3 separate regions of the Mus musculus genome follow, and regions 2 and 3 are each linked to region 1. Evidence: chromatin loops called from intact Hi-C (ENCODE). Cell type or tissue: left cerebral cortex. All regions are shown on one strand. Each heading gives the region's core, and the rest is flanking DNA. Links, peaks and the distances in the headings are about the cores only. Region 1 has its middle 21 kb from the start of Gm52049. Region 2 holds the start of Shc3 (src homology 2 domain-containing transforming protein C3). Region 3 has its middle 26 kb from the start of 1700048B10Rik.

Region 1 (10,728 bases), core at 2,486-7,485:
CACAGCTACAGTGTACTCACATACATACATAAAATAAATAAATAAACCTTTTAAAAGAGAGAGAAAGAGAGAGAGAGAGAGAGAGAGAGAGAGAGAAGAGTGTGTGTGTGTGTGTGTGTAGACAGAACAGCTGAGGCAGCCCATCCATCTCAGGTGGCTCTGACGGACATTGTAGAAGGTCAATTTGAATGGAATTTCTCAGACTGAAAACCACGATAGCAAGAGTTTCGACATTCGTTCCACATATGAAAAGAAAAATGAATCAAGGGGGTAAGCAAGGTGACAAAATCTACTGTCATCACTGTCCTTGGCCTCAGTGTCTGCATCAGCTGTGTCAGGCATGGCAGAAGGGTTAGCTGCTCTCCAAGACTTCAGCAACACTTATAGAACACAAGTCCTCCTCACTGGAGGGTAACGTCCAATATCTTGTGGTTGCATTTAATTTCACTCAATAGAGATTTAGAGTATATCTTTTAAAATGTTGAATCCCTTGTATTCTGGTAAAAGCAAGCTAATGACTACTTAGTCCCTTTCTAATTTACAAGTCTTTAGTCCAGAGAATGATTTACAATAGCCAAATGCCTGGTTTTGAATCAGAGATTTTTTTTTTAAGTATATAGCAAGCCAAAGTAAAAAACAAACAAAAAACAAAACAGCAAATGATAGATGACTGATGGGTAGATAGATATCTAGATATCTAGATAGATAGATAGATATCTAGATAGATAGATATCTAGATAGATAGATAGATAGATAGATAGATAGATAGATAGATAGATAGATAGATAGATAGATAGTAACAGATCATCAAAACAAGCCAAGTCTGGGCTCTTAAGCCAGCCAGCTGGAGTTCCCAATATAATCCTGGAGTTCCCAATATAATCCCAGAGTTCCCAGAGTAAAGTGATTTCTAGGATGGGGCTCCTAAGTGAAAGAGCAGATAAGGATGACATTATCAAGTTGGGTGCTCACAACATCAAGCAGGCACTGAGTGGGGAAGCTGAGGCAGTCTCTTGGAGTTCCTAACGGAGCTTTCACTCCCATGGCTGAGTGTCCCAGGGCTAAGCTTCCAGTTCTGGTTCCCACCACAGGTACTGTTACATCATAGGGTAAACAATAGCAACTTCTGTTGGAAGTGGTTCACCTTCCAGGTTCCTCAAGGGTGAACTTCGAATTTTCAGGCTGTTTTGCTGTTCTCTGTCTCGGAGTTCGGGGGCATGTCCTTGGGGGACACTTTGTGTGAAATATGCTTGGGTCTGAAATGGGAGAGGAATAACCCCACTTCCAGAGCTAGTCTCTCCTTCTTCTCTCCTTCCCTCCCTCCTCTCTCGTTTTAGTTCATTGAAATTACTATTATATGTGTGTATACCATTTTCAAAGTTTTATTATATACAAAATTTGTAATCTCCTAAAGCTTCCTTATTTATCTTCTTTATTTTTTTAAAAAAAAATTTATTTATTATATATAAGTACACTGTTGCTGTCTTCAGATGCACCAGAAGAGGGCATCAGATCTCACTATGGATGGCTGTGAGCTACTATGTGGCTTCTGGGATTTGAACTCAGGACCTCTGGAAGAGCAGTCAGTGCTCTTCCGGCTGAGCCATCTCGCCAGCCCTAAAACAGTTTGGATTAAAAATATTTTGATCGCCGGGCGTGGTGGCGCACGTCTTTAATCCCAGCACTCAGGAGGCAGAGGCAGGCGGATTTCTGAGTTCGAGGCCAGCCTGGTCTACAAAGTGAGCTCCAGGACAGCCAGGGCTATACAGAGAAACCCTGTCTCGAAAAACCAAAACAAACAAACAAAAAAAAAACCAAAAAACAAACAAACAAAAAAAGATCATATTTCCCCTCCTCTAGGTTCTTCTGAGAGGTCAAACCTACTCCATCTCGAGACTGGCCTCCCTCTTAAAGAAGAAAAGCCTGAGAACTTGACCTGTAGCAGAACCCACACTGCACTCACATACCAGGAAGGACTCTGCAGCTTGTCCTTGGCCAGAGTTGCTCCAAAGCTACTTCCTAGCAATAGTCAAAGTTAGTTGAACAGTTAAAATTCGTCTGGTTGTTTCAGATGTACTCTCAGACTGTTTGTGATTGCATATGTGCTTCAGAGCATCCACCGGTCGACTTATAGCCATTCTATTAGATGCTTGTCAGACTGGACACCCCATCCCTCACCCCCTCACTTGCTCCTGCTTTCCCATTTAAAAAACTGGCTTGTTGAGGGCTCGAGGCTGCTCTGCCTTCTCTTCCTATCTTGCTATGTCAGGGTTGGGTTGGAGGAGAACCCAAGCCTGAGCTTGGTGGTGTTTTGAGGTTCATGAATGACACCTGGCACATCACTTCTAAATTCTTTCCTCCTCTCTACCCACCCAACCTTATGTTTTTTTTTTTTTTCTCAAAAAAAAAAAAAAAAACAAAAACAAAAACCCAAAACTCCAATACAACAATATCCTCCCAAATCAAAAGAACAAAATACTCCCCCCTGCAAGCCCCACCTTACTGTAACCAAATAAAACAATACACCAAAACAAAACAAAATAAAACAAAACTGTGGACTCCAATTATATGTTGGTCAACTATTCTTGAACATAAGGCCAGTCCTGGAGTGTGACATACCAGTGTCACTCTGTTGGAGAAAACTGATTTTCTTCCTTCCAGCAGATATAAATGACTGTTCAGTTGTTAACCTTTACCCTAGTGACCTGATATTCATCCATCCATCCATTCATTCATTCATTAAAAAAAAAAACAAAAAACTTAACAATAGCCTTGATGCATCTGATAGAGATCCTTAAGGATAAAGAGGAAATGAATAAATCCCCTAAAGAAATCTATGAAAACATAAACAATGGAAGGAAATAATAAATAAAACTATTCAAGACCTGAAAATAGAAATATAATCAGTAAAGAAAACCCAAACTGAGGGCAAACTGGAAATAAAAATATAGGAACTCAAAACAGGAACCACAGAGGCGTCACCAACACAATGTAAGCGGTAGAGAGAGAATTTCAGGCACTGGAGACCTGGTAAAAGAAAGATATAACTTGGTAAGAAAAGAAAAGTTAAATCTAAAAACTCTTGACACAAACATCCAGAAATTCAGGACACTATGAAAAGTTCAAGTCTAAGAATAATAGGAATAGGGCTGGAGAGATGGCTCAGTGGTTAAGAGCACTGACTGCTCTTCCAGAGGTCCTGAGTTCAAATCCCAGCAACCACATGGTGGCTCACAACCATCTGTGATGGAGTCTGATGTACTCTTCTAGTGTGTGTCTGAAGACAACTACAGTGTACTCATATAAATAAAAATAAATAAATCTTAAAAAAATAGAATAATAGGAATAGAGGAAGAAGCAAGAAGAAGAAACCCAGGTCAAAGACATAGAAAATATTTTCAACAAAATTGTAGAAAAAACTTGGTCCCTAACCAAAAGAAGGAGATGCCGATAAACGTACACAAATCTTACAGAATACCAAATAGACTGAACCAGAAGATTCACTTGTCTCTCCCCAGTGCGAGGATTAAAGGCATAATCCTTCGAAATAGTGTGTTGCAAATACAAATGTATGTGCCAAAGCGGGTCTGTTCTGTGAGTTCTGGTTTTGTTTTTTTCCTCCCAGACAAAGAATGCTATACAAATTTAAGTCCCTTCTTCAAAGTCATTCCAGAAGGCAATGCCAGGTAATACATGAAAGTTAATGGTAGCTGGGGCAATGGTGGTGCACGCCTTTAATCCCAGCACTTGGGTGGCAGAGGCAGGTGGATTTCTGAGTTCGAGGCCAGCCTGGTCTACAAAGTGAGTTCCAGGACAGCCAGGGCTAAATAAAGAAACCCTGCCTGTGCTCTTAACTCAGGAACTCTGTGTGAGGTCCTGCTCTGCCGGGACTGGATAACTTTCCTGCAGGATGAGAGAGGCTGGCTTCCCTTCACTCTGCTTGACATAATGGTCAGGTGGGTGGGGGATACTGGTTTAGAACAGCTGCATGGTGTGTTAGATAGCTCACTTTTCTTGCTGCTGTAACAAAATGCCTGAACCAAGCAGCTTAAGGAAGGAAGGATTTGTTTTGGTTCACAAGAGAATAGTGGGGAAGTGGTAGGAGCTAGAAGTGGCTGAGAGAGAGAGAGAGAGAGAGAGAGAGAGAGAGAGAGAGAGAGAGAGAGAGAGAGAGAGAGAGAGAGAGAGGAGAGGAGAGGAGGGGGGAGGAAGAGGGGAGGGAGGAGGAGGGGAGGGGAGGGGAGGTAGAAGGTGAGGGGGGGAGCGAGAGGGAGCGCTAGCTCAACCTATCCGGTAGCAGCTGCCACGTTCCATACTGAGCCTTCCCACCTCGGTTAACCCAGTCTGGAAACCCCCCCCCCCCGCCCCCATATGCCCCAAGGCTTTTTTCCTTAGTGATTCTAGATCTTGTCAACCTGACAAGGTTAACCTCCTGCGGAAGCAGAGGCTCTACTGCAATGTAGTCTTTGAACTGTCACCTGGAACTATACGGCAAGGAGCTTCAGGGAAGGAAGAACGCAGCTAGCTTGCCAGGACCGGGGTGCCTGGGGGGGGGGGGGGGTTCTGACACAATAAGAAACTGTCTATCATGTGTGTGAAATGGAATGGAGACTTCAGGTCATTTGACTTAATATGCAGAGCCGAGGGGCTTTTGTTCCTCTGTGGTACCACTGTGCACATGAAGGACACAGATGACCTCGGGTCAGGCTGTTTCCTTTGACATGGCCACAGCAAACTATAGAAAATCTAGTCTTAAAAAACGAAATTTTGCAAGAAAAAGCTTATACCAATGGATATTTACAATCCTTGGTAATGCTATTCAAACCATGTTCCTTGGATCCTTTGAATAAAACCTAGGCAGTCAGGTGATATTTAACAATAAAAACATCAACACTATTCTAAAGCCTTATATAAAAAGTGTTTGGGATGAAATAATTGATCTTTAGCCACGCATCTCCTGCAATCCTGAAAACAGCCACAAGGGGGCGTATTGCTCCTAGTGTTTACCAGCAGCCCACTTTTAGAACTAGGATGACCCCGCTTTCCCTCCCTCCTCCTTCCTCTCCCCCCCTTCTCTCTCCCCTCTCCCTTCCCTCCTTCTTCTGAAACATGGACTAACCCCCAGTGTTAGTATTCCTTCTCTGCGTCAGATTCCAGCCTACCAAGTGTATAGCCATAGGCTCACAAGATTCCTATGGGGCGGAGCCAGCTCCAGTATCACTGGCTAAAGGACGCTAGGGTGGCAGAAAATAACCAGATTCTGCAGGACAGGAAGCAGAAGACATGGCAGGTTATCCTGCATATTGGCTTGTCTAACAGCTTTTAAGGTGGCAAAATAAACAAAACAACCCCAAAAGACTCCCCCAAACCATAAAGCCCAAAGATCCAAAACAAACCAACCAACCAACAAACCACTCAACCATAGCCAACAGGCAGAAAAACAGAAAAATAAGAAGGTACGTTTGTCACAATACTATGTATTTAAGATACCAGGAAATTGTGTGTTCTTCCTAGGAAAAAGGGCTCTTCAAACACTGAATTATGCACATTTAATATCAATATCTAACAAAGTTTACAATAGTTTTGGCTTGTTGGCACATTATAATTGGATGTGTTCCAGAATTTCAGTGGCTCAGTAAGACTGTAATCCATAGAGCTTCAGCTAACAGAATGTCTGTTCACTTAGATGTGTGTGTGTGTGTGTGTGTGTGTGTGTGTGTGTGTGTGTGTGGTGTGGTGTGGTGTGTGTGTGTTATTTTAGGATAAGTATAAAGTCTTTAGTTTCCTGGGTAAACAGAAAGGGAATTGTTTTTTTGTTTTGGTTTTTTTTTTTGTTTTTTTGTTTTTGTTTTTTTTTTTTTTTGTGGGTGTTTTTGCTTTATTGTGTTTGAGATGCAGTCTCATTCTAACCCAACCTAGCTCGTAACTGTTAGTGTGGCCCAGGTTGGTCTTGAACTCATGATCCTCCTGCCTTAGTGGCCAAAGTGCTGGGCTTGCAGGCACTGACCTCCACTCCCCACTAAGAAAAATCTACCTGTCTGATGTCTTAACAACTGGATCCTGTAAATTATGCATGTGTGTATGCATTATGTTCTTAAAGCAATAAGAACCAAAGAAGAATATTAAGACACCAATAAAAAGTAGCCATTCATCTCGTGACTCACAAACCAACACACGGAGAGACACTGCCAACATAGGCACAGCAGGAGACTGCAGCCCTCAGCATCCCACAGGCACACTGAGTTTGGCAACCGCCCATGCATACGGATGCCTTTGTGGGAGGCCCGGGGAGCTCAGCAGAGAGGCTTCAATACCTCATTAGAGGAAGGGGGTGAGGGTTGGGAGGAACAAGCCTGTCAAGGAGAGTAGATGAGGCAGGTTCACTGTCTCATAGGCCGGTCCCCATCTGCAGAACTCAGTGACAAGAGCATCCTCCTGCGGTGACTTCTCTAAGGAGGGAAAACAAGAACACAACGAATGCCTGGTTTCCTGGTCACGTGGGAGCCCAACAGGCGTGGTTCTGTTTTGGTCTACTCAAACCCTTTGCCTCTTCCTGAGTAAATAGCCTGGGGCTAGGCAGGAAAGGGGGTGGGGTGGGGGAGAAGGGGCGGGGTTCATAATGACAGGGTCTCGAATCCAACAAAGAATGATTGGTCATCCAGATACCTTGGAAGCTCTGAGAGGTCAGTCACATCCCTCCACCACTGCAGTTGCTCCTGCTAGAAGTCTAGATGGGTCTCGGGGAATTCTGTATACATCCCAATAGCTAGTGGTCTCCCATAAACTAACGCTGATAGTCAACTTGGTGGCATATAGGGTCACATAGATTACCTCCTGGGCGTGCTTATGAGGGACTTTGTTAAGTTAGCCTCTGGGTGTGTCTTATCTAGATTGGGCTAGTTGAGGTAAGAAGACCCACCCCAAGTGAGTGTGACATCATCTCGTGGGCTAGGATTCTAGACTTAAAAAAGAGAGAGTGAGGAGGGCACTGGCGTTCATCTGTTTCCTGACTGTGGCTGCCCTGCGACCAGCTGTCTTGCACCCCCTCTAGGATCTCCACAGTATGATGGACCAGCCGGTGAGCAGAATAAACTCCTCCTTCCATTGCTTTTGTTAGTCATTGCATCACGGAAGTGAGCGAAGAGTTGTCCAACACAGTGTGCATAAGCCTTTGTTTGTTGCCCCAAGCACATGCAGGCGACCAGCTGGACTTTGCCGAGCTGGGAGCAGGCTACTAACCTTGAACACTCAGGGCACCGTCCCAGGGAAAGGGAACAACTCAGAGCTTGGCTTAGCTTTACGAGATTCAGATGAGGTTTATATTTCCAAGGCATTTCCCAACTGTGAGCCAAAGGGATAAAGTCACAGAAAAGACCAGAGGGACTCCCAGAATCCCTAGCTCGGGTGAGTAGTGGATGCCTGTCTCTTTCAAAGCCATTCAGTAATGACTGGACACGCCTGCTTTTCCAGATGTGTCGGTAGCAACACAAGGCTTCAAGAACACGGAAAATCAGAAATGTCAGTGAGCTGTAAGGGAACACACAGAGGTCATTGTGAGACCACTCTCCATGGATGGAATGAGAAGTTCTGCAGAGGTGGAAACCTAAAAACAAAAAAGAAAACCAAAAATCCTAGAAGTTTTGGAACTGAGGAATGCATGGAGTAAGCTTAGAAGCATGATAGAGGTACAACAGCAGGCTTGACTAAGCAGGAAAACGATTCTGTAATCTTGAAAAGGGCCACTTGAAGTTTTCCCTTTAGTCAGAGAAAAGAAAATTCAGAATAAAAACAAGTGAAGGGAGCTTATAGATTTCTGAGACTTCCCAGTGTGGGCCGGCATGGACATTCTGGGAGTTCCACAAGGAAAAGAGAAAGATCGATCAGAAGAAAACTTGCTTGAAGAAATAATAGCTTCCAAATGATAAATCCCCAACTATTGAGAAAGATGTGGACACCAAAGCTCGTGAATTCAAAGCTTTTAAAATAAGATTACACTAAGATATATAGTGGTCAATTTATTAAAAGTCAGACAGAATTTAGAAATTACCAAGAGAAAAGATTCCTGCCACCTGCATCAGGACCCTCACAAGGCTATCAGCAGATTTCTCTGCAGAAGTCCTATAAGGGGAAGAGTGGAATACTGTGAAATCAATGACACACACATACACACACACACACACACACACACACACACACATCAGCTCTGAGGACATAGAAGCTGGATGGGGAAGACTTTCCTGCAAGCAGAAGCAGGAATGGCTATACTTATGCAAAGTAGGCTTTAAGTAAAAATCTGCCATAAGGCACAGTGGTCATTTGACCATGGCCAATGTGTGGAGCAAACAAGAATACAGGCAGATGCACTCACCGTAACAGTACAGAAGTGTATAAAGCAAGTATATCAGCAGAATTGAAGGAGCGTACAGACAGCAATGGCTCACAGTAGTAGTCTTTAACATCTCACTTTCAAAATAGATACATCATTGAGGAAAAAAAAAAAAAAAAAAAAAGCCGGGCGTGGTGGCGCACACCTTTAATCCCAGCACTTGGGAGGCAGAGGCAGGCGGATTTCTGAGTTCGAGGCCAGCCTGGTCTACAGAGTGAGTTCCAGGACAGCCAGGGCTACACAGAGAAACCCTGTCTCGAAAAACAAAACAAAACAAAACAAAACAAAACAAAACAAAACAAAACTCAACAAGAACTTGAATAACACTGTAACACTCAGACCCACAGACCTGACACACAGAGATTTCGCCCAACAGCAGCAGGATGTGTATGCTTCTCAGATGCAAACCATAGGACAGATCATACGCCAAAAAATTGATTTTGGTAGCAAGTTTAAGAAGATTGAATGCTGGTAACCCGTAGTCCCAACACATGGGAGGGTGATGCAGGAGGGTTGCTAGAAGTTTAAGGTCAGCCTGGGCTACACGGTGCATTCTAGGTCATCCTGGGCTACAGAGTGAGACACTGTTTCAACAAAAATAAGAACAGAAGAGAAGCTTGAGTACTTATCATATATCTTTTCTGGTCAAAATAGAAACGAGATCACCAACAAGAGGGAGCCTCTCAAGGGTGGGCCACAGACTCTTGAGCATCCTAAGGGTAGAAGATCCCGGGAAGGAAAGAAAAAACGGTATGAGGTGAGCAAAAATGAAACCACATCTTAAAGGATGCAACTTCAGAGAGGGGAATTACCAGTGACGTCTGCCTATATTAAGAAAAAGGAAACTTCTGGAATAAATAACTTGGCTTTACATATGACACCACAGAGAGTAAATATCATTGGTGGTTATCCTAATACATGCAGAAAATGTGTCTAATGAGACTTCTTTCTTTTTGAGGCCACAGAGGAACTAAGCCTGATGGGGGACATGGCAGATACCAAATGTTGGTGAAGAAACCAACTTTTCCGCACCATTATACCATTATATAAAACTGGGAAGAATCCTTACAAAGTTAAAAAAGGAATTGCTATGTGACCCAGAAAGCTCCAAGAAAATAAATTTGGGGATCTGATCCCTTCAACCTGTGTTCACTCATAGAGTTATTCCTGTCTAGACATGTGAGTCAATGTATGTGTCAATCGACGACTGCATGAGAAAATATCTCGTGAAATATTACTCAGCCTTGAAAATGGAGAAACCATTCCATGTATGAAGCCATGGCTAAGTGTGGTGAGCATGGTGCTAAGCTAAATGAGCCAGACACAGAAAAGATACAGGACCTTGGTTATATAGCCATCAAAATATATTGGCTCAAGAGAGCAGAGAGTAGAATGGGAGCTCGGGGGAGGAGGGATGAGGCTGGGACTGAAGGCGGTTCAGTTCCAGCTATGCAAGATGAGTGCATCCTGGATACCTAATGTCCAGATGTCTGTCTGTAGCTGGTGCCCGCTGGACTGTGCATTTGAACATGACTGAGGGAGGCTATCTTAGATGTTCTTACCACAGACAAAGAGACAGCAACCACGGGAAGCAATGGATGCGATGACAGGCAATTATTTCAGAATGTACACGCACACCCATCAAAACATGGCATTGCACAGTCTAAGCATATACAATTTTTGCCAATTATGTTTAAGTAAACCTCAGAAACACACATCCTTGGAAAAATAGAAGTTTAGCCCAGGGTAGCATCGAACCCATGTGACCCAACACAATGAAACGGTAGAGCAAACAAAGATGGCAGAGCAGATGTCCGTGGAGGAGAATGGCTCAGGGCACAGGCTCCAGAAACACCCTGCTCCCTGGAGCAGCATCAGCAGCAGTGACTTCACGAGGTTCTCGGTACTCCCAGATCTTCTGGATCAGGAACTCCAGGGCACCACCACAAGCCTCCACAGGGGCAGGGACACTCTGAGAGACATCCCTAAGAACAAGCTAGAATATCTTCTCTCCTGCTCCATATTGACCTAAGCTCAGTCCTTGTGTCTGGAATAGGGAACGACTTGTTCTTCTAAAATAAAACCTCATCTAGAATAAATCTCAGCCATGAAAGGTATTTAATGTAAATATATAATTAATTAAAGGGGAAGAAAATCATGGATACGTACTCCCTGTGCCCAGTTTGGGAACTACGACGGTGCTGGGTGGTAGAGCTAGCTATTACATCTCAGAGCAATGGCTTTTAGGGATAGAGGCCATTGGGCAGTGAGGTTTTTTGTTTGTTTGTTTGTTTTGTTTTGTTTTGTTTTAATAACAAAATCTTTCTTTGGGTGAGAAGGCT
Region 2 (10,728 bases), core at 3,859-8,858, 50 kb after region 1:
GAACGACCCTGGGGAGGGTCGAGGTCTGCTCTGGTCAAATGCCCAGTGCAGTGCAATCTCGTCGTCTGTGCTGCAGAGTCACCATGGTCACAGCAGCTGACCACTTCTCACATTATCCTGGCAGAGCCCTGCTGACCACAGGATGTGCGGCCCTCCCGGATCACATGGTTCTGTAGGAAGCCTCCCACGGACTCCACTCAATTGGCTGTTTCCTAGCAACACACCCACCACACTGTCCACAAGCCCAGAGATGGCCCGACAGCAGCTCAGTGCAGACAGAAAAATCTGACTCCAGCATCTCAAGAGGGGCCCAGCAACCCTCTGCAAAGGTGCCTCCTTCCTGTCGCTTCCTGGCGGAGACTTGCAGCGCTGTAAGCGCAATGCCAGGGCTCTTCTTGACTGAACACCAGTGTCTCTGATGGAGGCTGTTCTCCCTGCCGCATCCCTGAGAGTGGACAAGGCAGCGAGCCCCATCTGGCCGGTGTGTGTGTGTGTGTGTGTGTGTGTGTGTGTGTGTGTGTGTGTAGAGCAGTCGGTGAACTACACAGATGTTGTCACAGTATAACCTAGAAATACCGCACCAGTCACTCACATCTACAGAATAAATGCTTTTGTCTACTTACATGGTGTGTGTTATAGGTAGTTTGGATATTAAGTAGCATTGTGTAATTTTTTTTTTTTCTTCTAGGGCTACTACTTAAGAGCAACTGTCTGAGGCAGGGAGGGACAAAGGGCAAAGCTAGCCTATAATCACAACTAAATATTATTCAATGGCAGCCATAGGCCCCGGCTAGGGAAGTGGGTATGTACACAACAGACTACTGTGTGGCCGCTCCTCAGCTGTTACTGGGCTATGTAGTACTGTATTGTCATGCAGTGTCACAGTTGTTCTCCCGACACTCTGAATGCTTGAGCGGGACACTCAGGTGAAACTAAGGACAGCTTCCTTCCCCCCCCCCCCAAATCCATTCTGACTTCTCAACCCACTTCTATCTATCTATCTATCTATCTATCTATCTATCTATCTATCTATCCATCTATCATCTATCTATCTATCTATCTATCTATCTATCTATCTATCTATCTATCTATCTATCTATCTATCTATCTATTTGTGCTGGTCTGATAAACATCTACCAGGAAAGCCAACCCAAAGCCTGCAATCCCACTGTGTGGTTATTTCCTCCTAGTTTAAATACGTCCTCCCAGAGATGGGGGTTGGGGGAAGTTAATGAAAGAAGACTCAGAGACCTGTAAAACTCATACAGTCTCAAGGCTGTCAAAGCAGTAGGCAGTTGCTAGCGGGAGACTGTTCAGTGGGGTGGCCTGCAAGTTCCTGGGGAATATGGCTTTCATAAGTTGTTCCTGCTGGGGTAGGGCTTTTGGTAACATAGTTGCCTTTGAATTGTCTATGCTCCCGTAAGTAAACCCTCACCCATACTCCAACAAATGACTGGGATAAGCTCATTGGTCCACCAAGGATTTTGGTTCTTGCGAATTTCTGGTGTCTCTCCTTCTTTTTGGATGACCTGAGGCCATCTCCACGAGTCTGATTTTAATGCTGTCCTCTGCATTTGCCTCCTGAGGAAGATTTCTGTTTCATACCTGGACCTTGAAAGAGCTGTCAATCACTTCCATCCTCCCCAGGGAGGGTCAGTTGGTCCACTCTCTCTCCCTTGTCCCTGCTCCCTACTTGCTTCCATTCTGGTCTCCTCTTTTACACTGTAAGACACAATAGCTTCACCTCCGTTATACTCTATTACATCTTAATATTTGTGTTTATGCTTTTGGCATGCATATGTGTTTGTGTGTGTTTTCATGTGTGTGCGTGCGTGTGACTGCAGGAAGATGTCTTTATCACTCTCTCCCTTTCTTATTTTTGTTTTATGGATACTGATGTTTCGACGGCATGTGTGAGCCCTAGTGCGGAAGGATCCAGAAGAGGGCATCAACTTCCCTGGAGTCAGAATCCCAGACAGTTGTGAGCCACCATGTGGGTGCTGGTAATCTAACTGTGGTCCCCCGGGAAAGCAGCCAGTGCTCTCAATCCCTGAGCTCCACCTTAATTTTTGAGACAGCATCTGTCATGAAAGCAGAGCTCATTGTTTGGATAGGACTGACTATGGAGCTTCTGGGATCTTTGTTCTCAGCATGAGGACTTCAGGTACACACTACCGCGCCTGGCTTTTTCTGTGGGTTCTGGGTGTATTGTCAGCCATCTCACTGACTGGCCATCTCCCTAGCCTCTCTTTGTAATATAGCCCATCTTCTATCTTCTAGAAAGTCTGAACCTTTTTGTCTCTCAGTCCACTGGCAACATTGTCGTTAATGATGAATGAGCACTGCCCGAAGGGAGAAGCCCCACTGGACACTGTACACCACACCTACCTCTCTGAGGCAGGGTTGTGTGTGGCCATGAAGATAGAAGATGTGGTCACTGCACATTGTGTAGCCCCAGTGACCCTTGGCTTCCTTTATGCAAAACAGGATGTAAGCTGGACTTGCAGTAGGTGTGCCTGGTTGGTGAGGGCAGTTCCTCAGATGGCTCGGGATTTATGCTTATCCTACAATTTCTGGCTGTTTTGTTTGTTTTCGAGATGAAATCTCACCATGTAACCCAGACTGTCCCACTAGAGCCCTCAAATGTCCTGCTTCAACTGCCCAAATGCTGGGATCAGAAGCATGTACCACCTACCCCATATCTGACCACCCTTTTTATATCTCATCTAGACAATTTGGAATTCCCGGGTTTCAACCTCTGCACTTGATGCCTCTACACAGAAGGCTCCTAACCCTAAGCTGGCCACTCCCATGCACTTATTCCCTTCCTCACCTGATTAGACTCTCCACTCTGATGAACAGGACTTGACTCAGGTGAATCCTCCAGGTAGGAAATGTGGACTTTGCCTTGCACTCCTCTCAGTGGAAGATGCCTGGCTACAGGTGGTCAGGGGTGAGCAGTTCTCAATGTCAGCTGCCCAGGCAAGGCACTTTCTTGGCATTGTTATAGGATTTCCATCCATATCTCTGGTTAATAACACAGTCCAATAAACTAAGTGAGTTATGAATAAAGATAATTTACCTCTGCTCCTTAGTCTGGTACAGCTGAGAGACCAAATTCTTGGGATTCTTGCTAGCAGAGTCTGAGGTGGCTCAGGGCTTAAGACGGTGAGAGACTGGGAACACGTATGCCTGTGTGCACACACGAGTGTGTGTGTTCAGACTCTCTACTTCTATGTGGTTATATGTGTGCAGGTGCATCCTTGTGTGTGCTTGTGTGGAAGTGTGCCATACCTGCATGTGGAGGACAGAGTATGGCCTCCACTCTCATTTCTTGGATGACAGCCATGTTTTCTTTAAAAATAGCTTTTCATTAGATGCATGTTAGAGCACATGTGTAGGGGGTCAGAGGACAACATCATCTCCACTGTGTGGCTCCTGGGGACTAAATTCCAATCATCAAGGTTGATAGCAATCTTGCTGACCCCATCTTGTTTGTTTGAAATAAGGTCTCTTCTTGGCTTAAAACTTGCTGAGGGGTTGGGCTGGCTGGCTGTGTAACACTGGGTCGTCAGCCCATTTATTTGTTTGTCTGTTAGTATTTTTGGTTTTGTTTTTTTAAATGTTGAGTTTTTGAGGATTGAATTCAGGTCCTCTTGCTTGCAAGATAAAGCATTTTACAGACTGGGCTATTGCTCCTCTACTCTGATGACCTAATCCCAGTCCTGTCCCAGAAGCCCCTCCCCTAAATGACACAGACTAAGCTTTCACCTTTTGAAAGAAAGGTGGCCAGGATTAGACTTCAACATAAGCATCCAGTGAACACGTGATAGTCACAGCATAGCGCAGACTTTGAACATGGCATCTAGAATTATCTATCCTCGTTCTCACTGGTGCCAGTTTGTTTCGAGTTGACAGCCCAGAGCTTGGGCTTTGGGGGATCATGCCTAAAATAAGCGACAGCCAGGCTCCCTAGGGCGAACAAAGGGCTCTCCTGGGACAGGCACGTGAGCAGAGTTCCCCTGCAGGGGCTGTGGAATTCCATCTGACGCATTTGGGCTCTTTAATTTATTTTCTTTTTTCCTGTACACCAAAATATTCGTATCACTTTCCAGCTAACAGCAGCTCTAGCTGTACTATATGATATTCTTGGTATATTAACGTCTAACACCAACGAGTCTAATTGTTGTATGTAAATTTACACCGCCATTCATATTTTCTCAGTCGGCTCCCTCCGTTGGCCTCATAATAGAATCCAAAGTCTCCTTGTTGGCTAAAGGGTTAAATGATGTAGCTTTGGGATCCCCTCCGCTGCTCTGGAGACTTAGCTTGCATAGGTCTTCTTTATTCCTTTATTAGGAAAGACTTCATGGGGAAGAGGCTAGCCTTTGACTGGGTCTTCTGTGTGCATTCATAATAAAAGCTGGTACATTCATGGCTGCTCTGTGAGGTAGAAGAACCAGTGAATGAAAGTTTGGGTACAGCTCACCTCCCAGAGAGTGGTCCTGCTTCACCCGGAACTGACCCGATAGTCTCCAACACCCTTATAAAACTAATTTTCCCCATCTCTCTATACCGGCTTGTTTCTTCCTCCCAGAATTTTTGTAATCAATCTGGGTGGTGTTATTTTTTTTTTTTTCTTTCTCTTTTTTTTTCCCACACTGCTGTTGGATAAAAGATCCCGCCCTTGATTGAAATGGAATCTTCCACTATTGAGCGAGCCTTTGTTGAATGAGTCATCGGCTCAGCCTCTCATTGGCTGAAGCCGCCTGAGCCCAGGGGATTGCCTGGCACCGGCTGCAAGGACCCGCTCCATTCACAGAAACGCTGGCTCGCTCGCCGGCCCTTTCATTCACACAAACAGCATCTCATTCACATTCGGTCTGTTTTTTTTTTTTTTCCTTTTTCTTTTTTTCTTTTTGTCTGCTTCTAATGAAGAAGACCACGGTTTGGGAATGGTGGGGCTGACTTGCTTCAGATTGGAGGGGGACTCCAATCACCATCGAAATCGTCCGTGGGGTGCGCATCTGCTGTTGCTATGCGAGCTAGAGGAAGGGAGAAAAGAGAGTGCGGGGTGGCTGTTCAGCTAGGGCTGCCGCGCGGTTGGAGAGCGGTGGGGACGTGTTTGCTGCGCCAGGGCGGGCCTGGCGGCTCTGCGCTTTTTCGTCCTCTGGAACCGGCCTCACTTGCACGGCCGCCACGGGTGGCTCTCCCTAAACTCCCTTCCTGGGGCTCCCAGAAAGCCTGGGAACCGCACTGCCTCCCGAGATCAGCCCTGGGCGTGAGAAGACTCAGGGTGACCTGCTAGTGTGCTAGAAGGCAAATGCATTCGCTTGCACAGAAGTTACCAGGAAACTTTGACAGCGATTGACTTCTCGGTGGTGCAGGTTATCTGTCTTAACACATGAGGCCACCTGGTAGAGGCCACCGAGGAAGGGCTCAGTGGGTCTCAGAATCTTGGTCAGACCCTCGGGGAGGCTGTCGATGTCCTATTCTCCCAAGCGTCAGGAAGAAGGCCTGTGCGTGTCACTGCAAGCCTGGGCCCGACTCGCAAGGAAGAGGCCATTCTTGCTGTGGATTTGATGGACAGTTAGAGCAGCCGCATTTTTTTTCCTGCCTGACTGCAGGGCTGCAAGCAGCAACTGAAGGGACATTGAAACGGATTGGTAATGCTACTAAGGCATGCTTCCAGGGCTGAAACACATTCACTTGGAATAAAACTCAAAACGCGGCCCTCTTTCTCTCTCTCTCTCTTTTTTTGGCATGGATTTCTGGAGCCTGTTGCCGCTCAGCAGAGATGCAGGTTTTTTTTTGAAGTAGATTTTTCAACTGAACCCTAGCTGAGTACGGCTGCTGACTGCTGTAAATTATTAGGGAAGACCCCCTCTGAGCTGTACTGAGAAGAAATTTCTGTGCTGATTTTTTTTTTTTTTCGTGAATTGGTACAGGAATTGCACCGCCACAGATACATGGCTGCTCTGCTGATCTGAACAAGAAAAGCAAACCACAGGAAACTGACAGGTTTTTTTCTTTCTTTCTTAAATATTCATCTGCTGGTGAAGGGTCCCCCCTCTTTTTTTTTTTCCTACTTAAAATTCTTGCTACTTTCCAAAATCAGGATTCATCAGGATTCGCCTTGAAGACTTCTTTAAAAGCCTTCGTCACATTTGAACGCATCCCTGTCAGACACTTCTGGGCTTCATCCACATGAGCTGAGCAAGGGAAGAGCAAGCCATTGCACGGAATAATGGGTTGCGGAAAGTTCAAGAGATCATTTGACGGGACTGGATTTACCTTTGGCACAGATGCGGGATGGGGAGGGGGTAGGTGAAAAGGCAAAGACTGGAAGGAAATATCTGCGAAGGTAGAAAAAGGAAATTTGAGAACTGATTGGCTGTAGTTGCTGTCAGCGGGTGGATGTCGTTTTCTTCTCTCTCTTTTTGCTACAGGAAGTGATTTGCGGAGCTCACCGAGCCTTTGTTGAGAAGGGTCTCCTCAGAGTGAGTCACGCTTTTGCTGGGAGCAGCCCCGTGCAGCTGGCCGCTCGCTCCATCAGCCGCAACTATGACTTTTGCAAGGCAAGCGTTCCACCCCAACCCTCGGTCTCCAGGGCCCGCGCTGCGTGGCTGCTGCTCTGCTGCCTTGTAACGGTGAAAAGGGCTCGGTCGTCGGCCTCGGCTGTCCCTCTCCGGAAAGGCTGTCCTGGGACTCGGGCTCCTCGTCCCGCTCGGGGGACCGCGGCTCGTGTGCTATGCGCGGCAGTCCGCGCCAGGGCCGGCAGCAGCAGCGCCCGGGTGGATGCGGCGAGCCCACGGAGGGGCATGCTTCCACGCACCAAGTACAACCGCTTCAGGAATGACTCGGTGACATCGGTCGATGACCTTCTCCACAGCCTGTCGGTGAGCGGCAGCGGCGGCAAGGTCTCGGCGGAGCCCGCGGCGAGCCCCTACCTGGTGTCGGGCGAGGCGCTGCGCAAGGCGCCGGACGATGGGCCCGGCAGCCTGGGCCACCTGCTCCACAAGGTGTCCCACTTGAAACTCTCCAGCTCCGGCCTGCGTGGCCTGTCGTCGGCCGCCCGGGAGCGGGCAGGAGCGCGGCTCTCGGGCAGCTGCAGCGCGCCCAGCCTGGCGGCCCCGGACGGCGGCAGCGCGACCCCCGGGTCCCGCGCCCCGGCCGCCAGCATGAGTGCCACCAGGAAGAGCCGGGCCGGCGACGAGCCACTGCCCAGGCCCCCTCGGGGCGCGCCGCACACCAGCGATCAGGTGCTGGGGCCGGGAGTCACCTATGTGGTCAAGGTGGGTAACCCGAGCACACTGCTGGGTGGGGGTCTCGGAGACAGGGTGCGGTGGGGAGGAGGAAGTCAGGGCTGGGGACAGATGTCATTCTCTGAAGCCCCAGGGTTCAGGGACAAGCCCCAGGGAACACAGACGACAGTTGGATGTGAGGAAATAAGCCCTCCTTAGCCATTCTCTTGCTCGACAGGGCAAGGAGAGAATTAGAAATGCTCTGTGTGGGGGGGAAAGGGTGAACTGTCTGGTCACCTCGCATGGAGCCTGCTTTCCCCAAGGCACCGTTGTTGAAGCATGCTTTGGTCACCTGGCTTCATCAGATGTCCCTCTCTCCCTAGAAATCCATCCCTGAGATCATGGTCTGGCCTACTTGAGGTACACTTGTCAAGCCTGGCAGCCAGCCTTCTCCCCGATGAGCGATGTCACAACTTCTGTGTCCTCCCCTGGCGGCGGGGTGGGCCATAGTTACCCCCCAGAGCAAGAGCAACCAGCTTCTAGAGGGCAGGGCAGGAGACACTGCCTTGCTTCCTATAAAAGATGGGTTCTTAGCGTCTTACCCAGAAAGATTTTCTTTGGCTCTGAACTGTTTTGGTTTACAGCCATGGGGAGCATTTGAGACTATTTTTCAGGATGATAAAAGTCTTACCTTTTCATGGACTAAAGAGGGAATGAGGTTGTGGCTCTTGGACCCACCTGAGGGAAAGGAGCTTTTCTTGTAACACAAAAAATGATAATAATTTTAAAGATCCCAACGTAATTGATAGAATCCCCGCAGCTCTCAAGCGTGCCAAGGCCTATAAGGTACCCAGCACAGCTCAGCCCATCTGCCAAGTGCTCATTTCTTCCAGCCAGACCAGCTGCAGCAGACACAGCCATGCTTTGCCCAGATGAGAGCCAGGAGAGAGACCAGGGGCTCATTTCATCGTGCCCCCCCCCCCCCAATGCTCTGCCCCAGGGCACTGCTTTTTCGGTTGAAGTAGATGCTCTCTCAGTCACCTGTGTCAACAAACCTGTGGGACAGACGTCTGGCCTGTAAGCGGTAGTTGCAGATCCAATTTAAAACTTCCATAGGACACTTCTTCAGATAAAATGTAGCATCTTGGCAGCTTGGAACCAAATTCCCTAAGGGGTGCACATTATCTTTGACTGTATAAAACGCATGTAGGGAATGTGGCCGAGGACCTCCCTCTCTTCAGCTTGCTTTTAATTGGTCCTCTCAGCTACTGAACACAAATCACATATACTGTCACTATACTTTCACAAAGGGGGCACAGATCAGCATAATATACGCACATCCTGTTGCGTGTATCTCAGGAAAGGATGACTGCTGATCATTTAACTGATACGTCCAGGGCCCAAAGGGCAAAGCCAACCCGATAAGCAAAGGAAAGCCAACACTGATAACCTCGGGATTAAACTGTGCCTGGAATGTAGTCATTACCTCTGGTAGTCTCCTAATTGCTTCTTCTGCTTGTTTCTGTTAAGCTTTTAAAAAATAGGTAAATAGAGCTTGGGTAGAGCTGTTGGGGTACGCACCCCATAGAACGTAGAGGGTTGCTTTCAAAATGAGGGACATTTTTTCAAACCCATACTTTAAAAGAACCATTTGACTTGGTGTCAGCTGTACCGGTGCCCAAACAGTAGGTCAGTGAATCTGGAATTTGAATATTCAGCCAGACAAATTAAAATGGTATTTTAGGGAGAAAAATCACTTTAATGAAGGCTTTGCCCTTGTGAGATGACGCCACAGGACCAACATAGGAAGATAAGATAGCCTGCTTAGCCTGGGATCTCTCTGTGGGGACAGTTTTGAGTTATCCCAGTGTCAGCAGCCGTATATCCAGGGCCAGAAAGCTGATTGGGTCTACTCAGAGTCTATGTGTGTCCCCAGGAAGAGGGTACAGCAGTGCCCCAGAGGCACCTACACATAGAGATGCAGGCACCAGTGACCCACACTATAGTGACCCAGTTGTTATTGGCCTGGTTGTTTATCCGCAGCTGTGAGTGTTTATGCTCCTGTGAGCATAAAGCCAGGGGTGGTTCCCCGCATCTCCGGAGAAGTTTGAGATCACACAGAAAGGAAGCCAAACAGATACTAAGGGACAATTGCAGTCCTTGTGTGCATAATCACGTGGCCCTCTGTCGGCACATGTGAGCAGATTTCCCACATTGTCATGTTGACTTCAAAACCGACTAGTTTTATTGAAAAAACCCCACAAAACTAAAAAAACTTCTTACGGTGGTGTTTATCTGATGGTGTTATTGATGAACGAAGAGTTCTTCTGGAACCTTCAAAAGCCTGCATCTTAAACCCGGAACTCAGTTCTAAAACCCTAGGGTTTAGAGTTTGTGAAAGGACTCAACTCCTTTCTATACACTTGTTTTTCTAAGTTAAAGAATGCCCCGGATGTTTTCTAGATTTCTGGAAAAATCCAGCACTGCATCATCACACCCGATCTATGAGAAGTACTTCCTGGTAGGTGGCAACTGGATGTCATATACAGGAGTGATAACTCCGACACGTCAAGTTCATCTACTTGAGAGGGCACTGTGGATACTGAAGCTGGGTGGGTTTTGATTTGTTTCTGTGGGCAGCTGCTAACGTTGAAGAAGTATGAGAAACTGGAAACTAAAAAAAGTTCCCAACCAACAGGATTCCTAGCTCCCTGCACATTTAACCCATATTTTCTGCCACCCTTGAGCCTGCTGTTAGTTTATCCCTTTCTTTCCATAAAAAAGCACCCCTCTCCCTACATGCCCAGACAGGGTCTTAGTATCCCAGGCTGGCTTTGAACTTACTATATAGTCAATGATGACCTTGAACTTCTGATCCTCCTGTCTCCCTCCACCTCTGTATGGAGATTGCAGGTGTGAGTAGCCCTGTCTGGTCCCTGGAGATCCCCTGGTGCTGGGGATCATACCTGGGGCTTCCAGCATCCTGGGTAAGCACTCTGTGGACTTAATGACAACCTGAGCCTGCTGTTCAATAAGGGTGGGTGGGGGGCTTATGCACTCTGGAGGGCTCAGCTTTAGACTTTGCCAGCCAGGTCTCAGTGGCAACACTACGTTACACCTCTGTACTGGCTAGTTTTGTGTCAACTTGACACAGCTGGAGTTACCACAGAGAAAGGAGCTTCAGTTGAGGAAATGCCTCCATGAGATCCAACTGTAAGACATTTTCTCAATTAGTGATCAAGGGGGAAAGGCCCCTTGTGGGTGGGACCATCTCTGGGCTGGTAGTCTTGGGTTCTATAAGAGAGCAGGCAGAGCAAGCCAGGTGAGGCAAGCCAGTAAAGAACATCCCTCCATGGCCTCTGCATCAGCTCCTGCTTTCTGACCTGCTTGAGTTCCAGTCCTGACTTCCTTTGTTGATGAACAGCAGTATGGAAGTGTAAGCCGAATAAACCCTTTCCTCCCCAACTTGCTTCTTGGTCATGAT
Region 3 (10,728 bases), core at 2,216-7,215, 660 kb after region 1:
CAGATGCACGCAGGTGGCAGCAGGCTGATTGACAGCCTCTGGCTGCTCTCCCTGTGGTTCCCTCCTTTCTGCAAAGCCCATCCTTTAACCCCAAGCAAGAGCTACACAGTTACAACCTTTTCTTGAGACCCCTTTGGCTGAGTGGAGCTCTAGTAACAGTCATCTTTGAATGGCTTCATGGTCTCAGGAGGCTCTCCCTGTTGCTTAACATAATTCTTTGCCTTTCACATTCATTGTTGCCTATGGGTTTCATTCGTTAGACATGAACAGGTGTTGGGCTCTGCTCTTGGGAGCTCTGATGGCCTTGACTGTCCCAAACTTCTGCACTCTTCTGGGTATATATTTTTTAAAAAGTTCATTATTATTACTATCATTCTCATCATCACCATCATTCTCATCATCATGGCTATTCGTGTGCATGATGTATATATGTGTGTCGAGTCCCACTCGACCAGCAAGAAAGATGCAAACACCGGTTCTTCTTTAAGCAGTTTACTCAGACAGCTACTTACTTCAAATCCCCTGCCTCTCTAGTTACAAGTGTTTTTCTCCTCTCCAGCCACAACCACGCCCCCACCAATTACCACAGGTCACATCACCTCACCAGGCAGGCTTTCTCAGCCAATCAGGGATTAAGGGCGGGCCATCCACCAAACATGGGCTTGTTTACTACCTGGAGCAGACTTCCATCCTGCTGACCAGGAAGTCCGGAATGGCTCCCTACATATGTGTGAATGTGAATGTGGCTACCATGTACGATGAAGCATATGCAGAGGTGAGAGGACACCATTTAGAAGATGGCTCCTCTTACCTTGTTGAGGCAGGGTCTTTCTTGTTTTTTCTTGCTTGCATATTTCAGGCTAGCTGACGTTCGGGCTTTTAGCTGATCTCCTGTCACTGCCTCCCACCTCAAACGAGGAGTGCTGGAATGACAGATGAATTCCACATCTGGCTTTTTGCCATGGGTTCTGGGGATTGAACTCAAGTTATCAGGCTTGTGAATAAAGCCATTTCTTGTGGGCAATCACACCCGCAGCTTTCCTGACACTGACATCTCATGCCTGAAATCTGTATTCCCACACTAGCCTCCAGCTTGGCTCTCACAGCACCAACTCAGCTTCGATTGCTTGCAAAGGCTTGGGGCTGCTGCTGCCATTGGACCGTCAGCCCGTGACAGTTATCCCAGATGAGCTGCTCACTAAACATGAGCAGAGATACTGCCTGCTAACAGAGAGGACTTAAGGGTCTCCTGATAACATCCGCTCATCCAGGATCTAATAAAAATACAGCTGTCATAACAGAACCGGGGACAATTACAACTGGAAAAAAGAAATCAGGTTCTGCTGCCAGGAAGAATCAGATACTGGAATTGTCTGGCAACGATCTTAAAGAAGCCATCACGAAAGTGACAGTACATGGTAAATATAGCAGTTAAGAGAACTTGCTGCTTCTGCAGAGGACCTGCATCCCAGCACCTACGCAGAGCAGCGCAGACACCGGAAACTCCGACTTCTGTGGACATGGCGCCCTCTTCTGGCCTTCTCATGGATCTGCACGTATGCATATGCAAGTGCACACAAACACGCATACATGATTTAAAAAGAAAATATTTTTTTAAAAAGAGTAAATCCAATTATGATTTACAAATGAAGAAACAGATTTTAGCAAGAAAACAGCACTCATACCAGAGCCTAGAGGAAGTGATAGAATTGAAGATTAAACTTTGAAACAAAAGAATCTCTCTGGATGGGCTCAATAGAAGAATGTATATTATATGTCAGGGGAAATCAGAGAAAGCAATAGAATATGTACGATCTGAAAAACAGAGGCGAAAAAAACCTAAAATGAAAAAGTGCAGTGCATTAGGGGCCAATGAGAATGCAACAAAAGATCCGACACTCACCTCTTAGGAGTATGCTTAGATATGCTAAGTGACCATATAATAGTACAGGCTTAACAAAATTCATGACAAGATATGTTATATTAATATATTAAGCTAAATATGCTGAGGGACCAGAACATGTCTATGATTTCAGTGGGGACTGTGGCTGAAGCATCACCAGTTCAAGGCCAGCCTGGGCTGCAGAGTGAGACTTTGTCTCAAAACAGAAAGGAATAAGACACAGAGAAGGGCTGGGGATACACACACACACACACACACACACACACACACACACACACGTCATAAGAAGATATTCTTAGGGCCTGGAGGTGACGCTCAGTTGGTAAAGCGCTTGCCTAGCATGCATGAATCCCCCAGTTCAAGCCCAGCATTCATACACTGACTATGGTGGCACATGCTGGGAATCCCAGTCCTTAGGCAGCCGTGCGTGGCAAGAGTGTCAGAAGTTCAAGGTCAGCCTGGGTTATATGAGACTCTGTCCTTAAAATATAAATAACAGGAAGGAAGGGAGGAAGGGAGGGAGGAAGGAAGGAAGGAAGGGAGGGAGGAAGGAAGGGAGGAAGGGAGGAAGGAAGGAAGGAAGGGAGGGAGGAAGGAAGGGAGGAAGGGAGGAAGGGAGGAGGAAGGGAGGGAGGAAGGAAGGAAGGAAGGGAGGGAGGAAGGAAGGGAGGAAGGAAGGAAGGGAGGGAGGAAGGGAGGGAGGAAGGAAGGAAGGAAGGGAGGGAGGAAGGGAGGGAGGAAGGGAGGGAGGAAGGGAGGGAGGAAGGGAGGAAGGGAGGGAGGGAGGAAGGAAGGGAGGAAGGAAGGGAGGGAGGAAGGAAGGAAGGAAGGGAGGGAGGAAGGGAGGGAGGAAGGGAGGAAGGGAGGGAGGGAGGAAGGAAGGGAGGAAGGAAGGGAGGGAGGAAGGAAGGGAGGAAGGGAGGAAGAAAGGGAGGGAGGAAGGAAGGGAGGAAGGGAGGAAGGGAGGAAGGGAGGGAGGAAGGGAGGGAGGAAGGGAGGAAGGGAGGAAGAAAGGAAGGAAGGAAGGGGGGAGGTGGATGGACCGAGAGAAGGAATAAAAATCTAACCATAAGAGGCCACACATGTAAATGAGAATGGAAACATAGGAGAAAGCATTTGACTTTGGGCTTAAGAATTCTTAGACCAGCCGGGCGTGGTGGCACACGCCTTTAATCCCAGCACTGGGGAGGCAGAGGCAGGCGGATTTCTGAGTTCGAGGCCAGCCTGGTCTACAAAGTGAGTTCCAGGACAGCCAGGGCTACACAGAGAAACCCTGTCTCGAAAAACAAAAACAAAAACAAACAAACAAACAAAAAAAAGAATTCTTAGACCTAGGCCCCGAAGTGTGACCCGAAAGAGGAAAGGTGGATAAGCAGGAGCGCATTTCATGATAACACTTTGGTTTCAAACAAACAAACAAACAAACAAACAAACAAAAAACTGCTAAAGGAAGAAAGAGAAGGCACAGACCCGAAGACCACATTTATCAATCCCTGGTTGGGAAAACAGTCTTGTAAGCCTGTAAGCTCAATAGAAATAGCTGATGGGAGACCGGTGACAAGCGTGAGTGTTCATGTTCACTGGTGGCCTTTGCAGATGGTGAGTGGGACAGATGTCCATCCTTGCTCACTGCCAAGGTACAGTCATCAATGCAGAGAGCAGATCCGGTGTAGCAGACTTGTGACTGAACACTATTTTCTACAATAAGCTTATTGGGGCACAGCCCCGTGGGAAACCACGCAGTCCCTGTCTGCTTTCATAACTGAAGCCCATAGCATCTCTCGGGCTCACGCTTGTGTTCTCTGGTATTTTGGTGCACACACAAAACCACAGTCTCACCATGACAACGCCACAGGAGGGTGTCGCTACCTTAACTGTCTCTTGGCCCCCAGTGTTCATCCTTCCTGCCTTCTTTGGTGTTCTCCAAATCCTTATTTATTTATTTATATTTAAATATCAAGTCACGTGTTTTCACTTCAGTAAACAAGGTTGGTTGTCCCAACTGCACAGGATACACTTGTTCTCTTGTCCCGACCCCCTGGCCCAAAGACTTATTTATTATTATACATAAGTACACTGTAGCTATCTTCAGACACACATGAGGAGGGTGTCAGATCTCAATACGGATGGTTGCGAGCCACCATGTGGTTGCTGGGATTTGAACTCAGGACCTTCAGAAGAGCAGTCAGTGCTCTTAACCGCTGAGCCATCTCTCCAGCCCTCCAAATCCTGATAAAACACTGACATTTTTTTTTTTAATAGACTCTGGAGCCTTTTCCAAAATACCATGCAGGAGAACTCAGATGTAAGTAACCTTTTCAGACTGTTCCCCCCTCCCAATGGCGGAAGACTTTGTTGGTTTTGCATACTTGTTTTGTTTTCAGACAGAATCTACATAGCCCTGGCTATCCTGGAATTTACTGTCTAGACCACGTTGGCCTCTAACTCTCCTAAGCTCCCTCTGCCTCTCAGGGCTGTGCCTCTCCAGGGCTCTCAGCTCATGTCTTTTTGTGCTGGTTTAGCTCATTCCCCTTCACAGCTGAGTAACTGGGCAGACACACCGGCTTTCTTTCCTTTTGAGTCTCATTCATCTAGTATGGGACATCTTGGTCGTTTCTCCATGCTGACAACGAAGGAAACCGCTGCGCGTGAACTTATCTGGAGCCTTTCAACTCTTTGTTTCATCACCAAGGAGTGCTGGGGCAAGGGTGGTATTCAACTTTCTGAGGCACTTCTTCCTCATGGTCTCCCCAAGTAGCCACACCTGTTCACATTCGCACTAGCACCGAATGAGTCAGCTGCTATCTTTGCCAGGGTTTGGTGTCATCTGTGTTTGGGATCCGGGCTCTTTTACCAGGGCTCAACTGTTGTCTTGTAGCTGCTTAGTGTACGTTTTTTTTTGCTCATCTGTTCGTTTTCTGCCTCCGCTTCTTCTCTGGTGAGATGTCTAGTCAGATGGCTTGCTACTGTAATTTCGGTTTGTTTTAATACCGAGACATTTGCAGGGTTCTTGGGTGATTCAGATCTGAAGACTTTATGAGGTGGTGCTTGGCAATCCCGCTGCCCCATGCAACCTTATCTGTAGCTTCTCTTTCATTCTTTAATAGTTTCTCCCTTAGACAAGAAGTCTTTAATTTTTAAAGGATGTGTGTGCTTATGTATGTATGGTGCACATGTGTGCTTATGTGTATATGGTGCACATGTGAAGGTCAGAGGAGAACCTAGGGGGTCAGTCCTAAGGTGTCACCCACCTTTCCTTTGACACAGGGTCTGTCAGAGGCCTGTGACTTTGCCACATAAACCAGACTAACTGGCCCCCAGCTTCGGGGACCTTTTCTTTCTGTTTCTCATTGCATCATCCCTGAGATGACAGGCACTGGGTCCTGGAGGATCCAAACTCAACACATACAAGGCTTTACCAGAGGAGCAGTCTCCTAGGCCCCAGAAATCTTGTTTTTTCCTTATAAAAACAACAATTGGGGCTGGCTTACAGGTTTAGAGGATCAGTCCATTATCATCAAGGTGGGAGCATGGCAGTATCCAGGCAGGCATGGCGCAAGCAGAGCTGAGAGTTCTACTTCTTCATCCAAAGGCCAAAGTGGAAGACTCCCCAGAAATCTTTAATGACACCCATTTACCAGTTTTTCCTTTTATGAATTGTATCTCAAAACTTATTACCAAGTCTAAGATCATTTAGGTTTGTTTTTCCTGTGTTATCTTTTATACAATTTTTAGCTTTGTGCTTTACATTTAGTTTTAAGTCTGTGATTCATTTTAATATTAACTATTATATTATATTAACAGTGTAACACAAACTGTGTGGTGACCATGTCTAGTCCTGTCTGGTGTGTTGTCCCTTTCTTCACTGTGTCTGCTTTGCTGCAGCTGGCTATGTGTATGAGAACACCCCTGACAGGTGCTCTCTCTGTATCTTCATTTATTCATTCATTCATTCATTCATTCATTCATTCATTCATTCATTCATTCATCTTGTCATCCATTCCGTGATGTCTTCATTACTGGAGCCTCATACAAAGGCTTGAAGCTGAGTCAGTACTCTGGCTCTGTCCCTCCTCAATATTGTGTTGGCTGCTCTGGTCTTCTTTGGTTTTCCATATAAAGTCGTCGAATCAGTTTGTAAATATTCATGAAGAAGTCGACTTCTGGGATCGCACTGGATCTTCTAGATCAAGTTGGGAGGAATGTCTTAACAACGTCAAGTCTTATCCTTGAACATGGACTATCTTTTCTCTGATTTCCTTCAGTTTTCCCCATACAGATCTTGAATATATACAATATATATATATATATATGTATATGTGTGTGTATATATATATGTGTGTGTGTGTGTGTGTCTGTCTCTGTCTCTCTTTGCCTCTCTGCCTCTCTCTGTCTCTGTGTCTGTTTGTCTTCTTCTCTCTCATTTATTTGAATGTGTGCTTTTGTTATAGGATTCTTGTTCAGAGAAACAGGACACTGAAACTCTTTGCTAGGGAGCAGCTTATATGGCAACAGTATTTTCACTGGCGATTCTATGGCTATGGGGTTACTGTAACACTAAGGCTACATCAATGTTGCCATTATACTGAGGCTGAAGGAATGCAAGAACACTGCAGTTTTAAGTACCCAGACACTAATTAAGTCATGTTGTCTTTTCTTTGTTCTCAAAAGGTCCCTAACACATTCCAAGTACATTAATTAAAAAATATTAGGCTGTGGCTTTAGCTCAGTGGCAGAATGCTTGCCCAGCAGACACAAGCCCCTGGGTTCAAATCTCAGTACAAAATAAAGAGGTGTGGCACTGGGAGCTGGCTCAGTAGTTGAGAGCACTCCCTGCTCTTTCAGAAGACATGGCTTTGGTTCCCAATGCTTATGTCGGGATAACTGCCCATGATTCCCAGATCCAGAGAGGTCTGATGCCTCTGGCATCCAGTGGCATCTTCATGTGTGCACATGCCCACACAAAGACACACACATACACACTTAAAAATAAAACAATAAAAATCTATGTTCTTTTACTTTTAAAATATTTTAAAAAGAAAATTAGTAAGCAAATTATAGACATGCAGAGAAGGCTGAAGGAAACAGAGATGGTTGTTGAAGCACTTGTTTTATACACGGAGAACCTGAGACTTTATGAGGAGAGCAGTCAGCACAACTCCACTGAAGCCTGGAGCAGCTGAGAGTTGAGCCACTTGTGCTTGAAATAACTTTTCCCTTAGCAGAGCCATTGCAACTGTGTTACCCTCGGACCTTCCAGGGAGTTTCCCCCTGGAACGAAAAGTCACACTTGATGGAGTCTGGAGTTAAATTCATCTTCAAAGCAGGCAGAAAGTGACCGTGCTTTTAAAATCACAGCCAGTGCATGAAGGTCAAGGTTCTCGCCGCATTTTCAGATGAGTCATAGCCTGAAAGGAAATCGCGTCTGGCTTCCGTGAATCATGGCAGACCCACATTGATTCCTCCCCTCCCCATTTTGCAGAGAAAACACGTAGGCACCTGTCTGGAATTAAATGAGTCAGAAGGACAGGTATCATATCTGCCAGTGTCTACCCTAAGTGAAGGGACATTGTGCGGTGGGGGAGGAGGAACTGCCGTTGAAAGGAGATGAGGAAGCGAGTGAGTGGCAGACCAGGGTTAGAGCCTCGTCTGCTGCTGGAGGCAGTCCTGGTTTTACTCTGAGACGGAGCAGCATGAAGATAGATTCTCCGGTCAGTCGCTGAGCACTTGCTAGTGAGCAGGCTGTGGAACAGTTGTGTTCTCTACATTCCTGGAACAACTGTCTTCCGGGTGTGCCCAGCAGTCATCCTTTGGACTTTCCCTAATTGTCTCGCAGCTACGAGCTAACTCACAGGAGGACTCAGTTTTATCCATCCCAAGCCAGGCATGGAGCCTAAGCTCTTGGGGAAAAAGAGGCAGGGGGATCAGAAATTCAAAGCTTCCCCCTGCTACACAGAGGGTCCGTGGAAGGCCTGAGCTACATTGAGACCCTGTCTCAAAAAACAAAACAGGGTCGAGGAGATGCCTCAGTGGGTAAAGACACTTGCTGCTAAGACTGAGGGACTGGGGCTGACTCTAGGGACACACAGGACGGAAGGATGAACAGCCTCCACTTTGTCCTCGGACCACCATGCTAATGCCACCGCATGCGCGCACGTGCAGACACTTGCACACATAAAAATCAAAGTGGAGCTGGGCAGTGGTGGCACACGCCTTTAATCCCTGCACTTGGGAGGCAGAGGCAGGCGGATTTCTGCGTTCAAGGCCAGCCTGGTCTACAGAGTGAGTTCCAGGACAGTCAGGGCTACACAGAGAAACTCTGTCTCAAAAAAAAAAAAAAAAAAAAAAAAAAACCCAGCCTCCTGAGGTAGGACAAATGATGGGCAGTTAAGGGGGCAGGGGAAGGGAAAGAGAGCACACACCCACAGATCTAGGTTGCTCTTCCTGCTGATTCAGTCAAGACCTTCTAGCTCATTTGAGCAAGGAAGGCTTGGCTTATTACAAATACCTTTAATCCCAGCCTTTGGGCAGAGGCAGATGGATCTCTGTGACAAGTTCCAGGATAGCCAAGGCTATATACAATGAGACCTTGTCTCAACCAACCAACCAACCAACCAACCAACTAAACAACGGATATTGCCTGCACAGGTAAAGTGTTTCCCTAAAGACGTCCCAAGCAAGGCTGTGGAGAGCAAGTCAAAGGTATTTGCCTAGGGCCGGAGCATTTTTAACTTTCTGTCCCCCCATTCCACGATCCCTCTCTTATTCCTGAGTCTGAATGCATACCCCACAAGCTGGAAAAAAGATTCCATTTTTTTCTTTTATCGAAAATAGATTTTTGGGGCTGGAGAGATGGCTCAGCGGTTAAGAGCACTGACTGCTCTTCCGAAGGTCCTGAGTTCAATTCCCAGCAACCACGTGGTGGCTCACAGACACCTGTAATAAGATCTGACACCCTTTTCAGGTGTGTCTGAAGACAACTATAGTGTACTTACATATAATAAATAAATAAATAAATAAATAAATAAATAAATAAATCTTTAAAAAAAGAAAATAGATTTCCCCCCTTATCTAATATATCCTGATTACAGTTTCTCCTCTCTCTCCTCCCAGTTCCTCCCCACTGCACCTTCTGTCTAGATCCACTCCCCTTTTGTCTCTCATTAGAAAATAAACAGGCTCCTAAGGGATAGTAGTAAAATAAAGTAAATTATAGAACAGAACAAAAACTAATACATCAGAATAAGACAAAACAGACAGACAGGAGGAAAAGGCACGAGAAGCCGAGAGCCACTGGTTCACGTCCTCAGGAATTCCATCAAAACACCCAACTGGAAGCCACAGTAAGCATGCAAAGGCAACAGATTTACATTCGATTCTTCTTGCTCCTACTTATCCTTCTAGATTATGATCATATCTAAGCATTAATTCCTATTTATAAATAAAATTAACGTGATATTTTTCACGGGAAGTCCCAAAGCACAAAAAATTAAACGTGGCAAGTTTGTACCTAAGAGACATTATGAAATGATAGCGAGATTAGCACATGGGAAACATTAGGAGTGCTTACCTGTGCTCGGAATAAAATGCTTTCCAATCACAAAAAGGAAGAAAAAACGAAACCCGATTTTTTTTCTACCGCAGCTTTTTCCTCACAAGCACGACGGTTTAAAGACTTGAATCGATTCTGTTCTCCTTTCAAAAATCTCCATTTTCTGCCTCAGATTACTCCTTTCTATCACGCACCAAGACCTCATGCTCTTGTGGATGCCAGTGTAAACGGAGCCTCGCCCACAGAGATGGTTGAGCAGTTAAGAGAACTTCCTACCCTTGCAGAGGACCTGGGCTCGGTGCTCAGCAACACACGGTGACTCCGGATTGTTCGTACCTCCAGTTTCAGAGGATCTGCTGACTCTTCTGACCTCTGAGGGCTCCTGCATGTGTTGGTGTGTGTAGGTATATTCGGTCACATACACATAAAATGAACTGTATGTATATGCTGTGTGCACACTCCTGGTTGCTTTCTGGCCAACTCCAGCCCCTTGAGAGCAGCATTTCAACAGGGGTTCCTCAGCCCTTGAAGACTGTAGTTAAAGTGGTTTACTTTCCTAATATTCATTCACTCTTCCACACCAGGAGAAAGATACTCCACCCCCCCGCCCCCCCAAAAAAATGCTTGCTAGCTTCTTACGGTCTCATGACGGTATTTCTCAGTCAGTGTGTGCATTTGTAATCCAAAGGCATTTAAGGTTGTAGGAACACAGACAGAGAAATATCATGAACACTGCTGTATCATTCAATAGAAAGACAATGCAAACATTTGTCTAAGGGAACCTGAGGTCAGAGAGAGAAGGTTAAACCGTTGTCTTTCATTTTCTAGCCTTGCTCCTTCCTTCAGTCCCCAGAACCAACCACTCTCTGAATCTGGCATGTTTCCATTGCTTAAAAAGTATCGTTTGCATGGTTTAAAAATGTATACAGGGTAACTTCAATTGAAAATTAAGTTTAAAATCTATGCAAGTAGCAATGTACCTTTTGTTTCATGTTGCATTCTCTGTCTGTGTCTGTCTGTGTGTGCACCATTCTTAGACAGATACTTGCATGCAAAAGTTGTGTGCTCTCACCAGGCCTGTTTTTCAGTGATCACCTTTGCAGTACAAATATCCTCTCCACAAAGGCGCTGGAGGATGGCTCCCTGAGGCTCTTACTCAGTGCCAGTAGCCGGTCGTCAAGTGTGCAGGGATGATTCCAGCCTTCCAAAGCATCCACCTACATATGTCCGTCTATTGGCTTGCCTGTGTGGAATGCCAATAAAGACACCTGCA

The links. Peaks named below come from ENCODE experiments on the same cell type or tissue, not always from the same donor. Only the 100,000 strongest peaks of a DNase experiment are listed, where the experiment ranks them.
Region 2: a loop joins it to region 1, with 6 times the contacts of the local background. A loop is called at or near these places in 10 of 42 quality-filtered maps.
Region 3: a loop joins it to region 1, with 6 times the contacts of the local background. A loop is called at or near these places in 32 of 42 quality-filtered maps.

What each region holds. Positions count from the first base shown.
Region 1 is chr13:51,612,394-51,623,121 of GRCm38, reverse strand. No RefSeq gene overlaps it. Among named protein-coding and RNA genes, the nearest start is that of Gm52049, 21 kb to the left of the region's middle. In left cerebral cortex, for the core only: CTCF peaks have their summits at 4,961 (motif pointing right) and 6,187; DNase peaks (open chromatin) are centred at 5,070, 6,264 and 7,112.
Region 2 is chr13:51,563,538-51,574,265 of GRCm38, reverse strand. It overlaps Shc3 (src homology 2 domain-containing transforming protein C3), which reads left to right and starts at 4,815. Exons shown (of 12, transcript NM_009167.5): 1 at 4,815-7,295. The coding sequence starts at 6,822. In left cerebral cortex, for the core only: a CTCF peak has its summit at 7,793; DNase peaks (open chromatin) are centred at 6,551, 7,727, 8,076, 8,427 and 5 more places; H3K4me3 peaks cover 4,946 bases; H3K27ac peaks cover 4,181 bases.
Region 3 is chr13:50,955,068-50,965,795 of GRCm38, reverse strand. No RefSeq gene overlaps it. Among named protein-coding and RNA genes, the nearest start is that of 1700048B10Rik, 26 kb to the right of the region's middle. In left cerebral cortex, for the core only: no CTCF peak of the experiment used is centred there; a DNase peak (open chromatin) is centred at 4,811.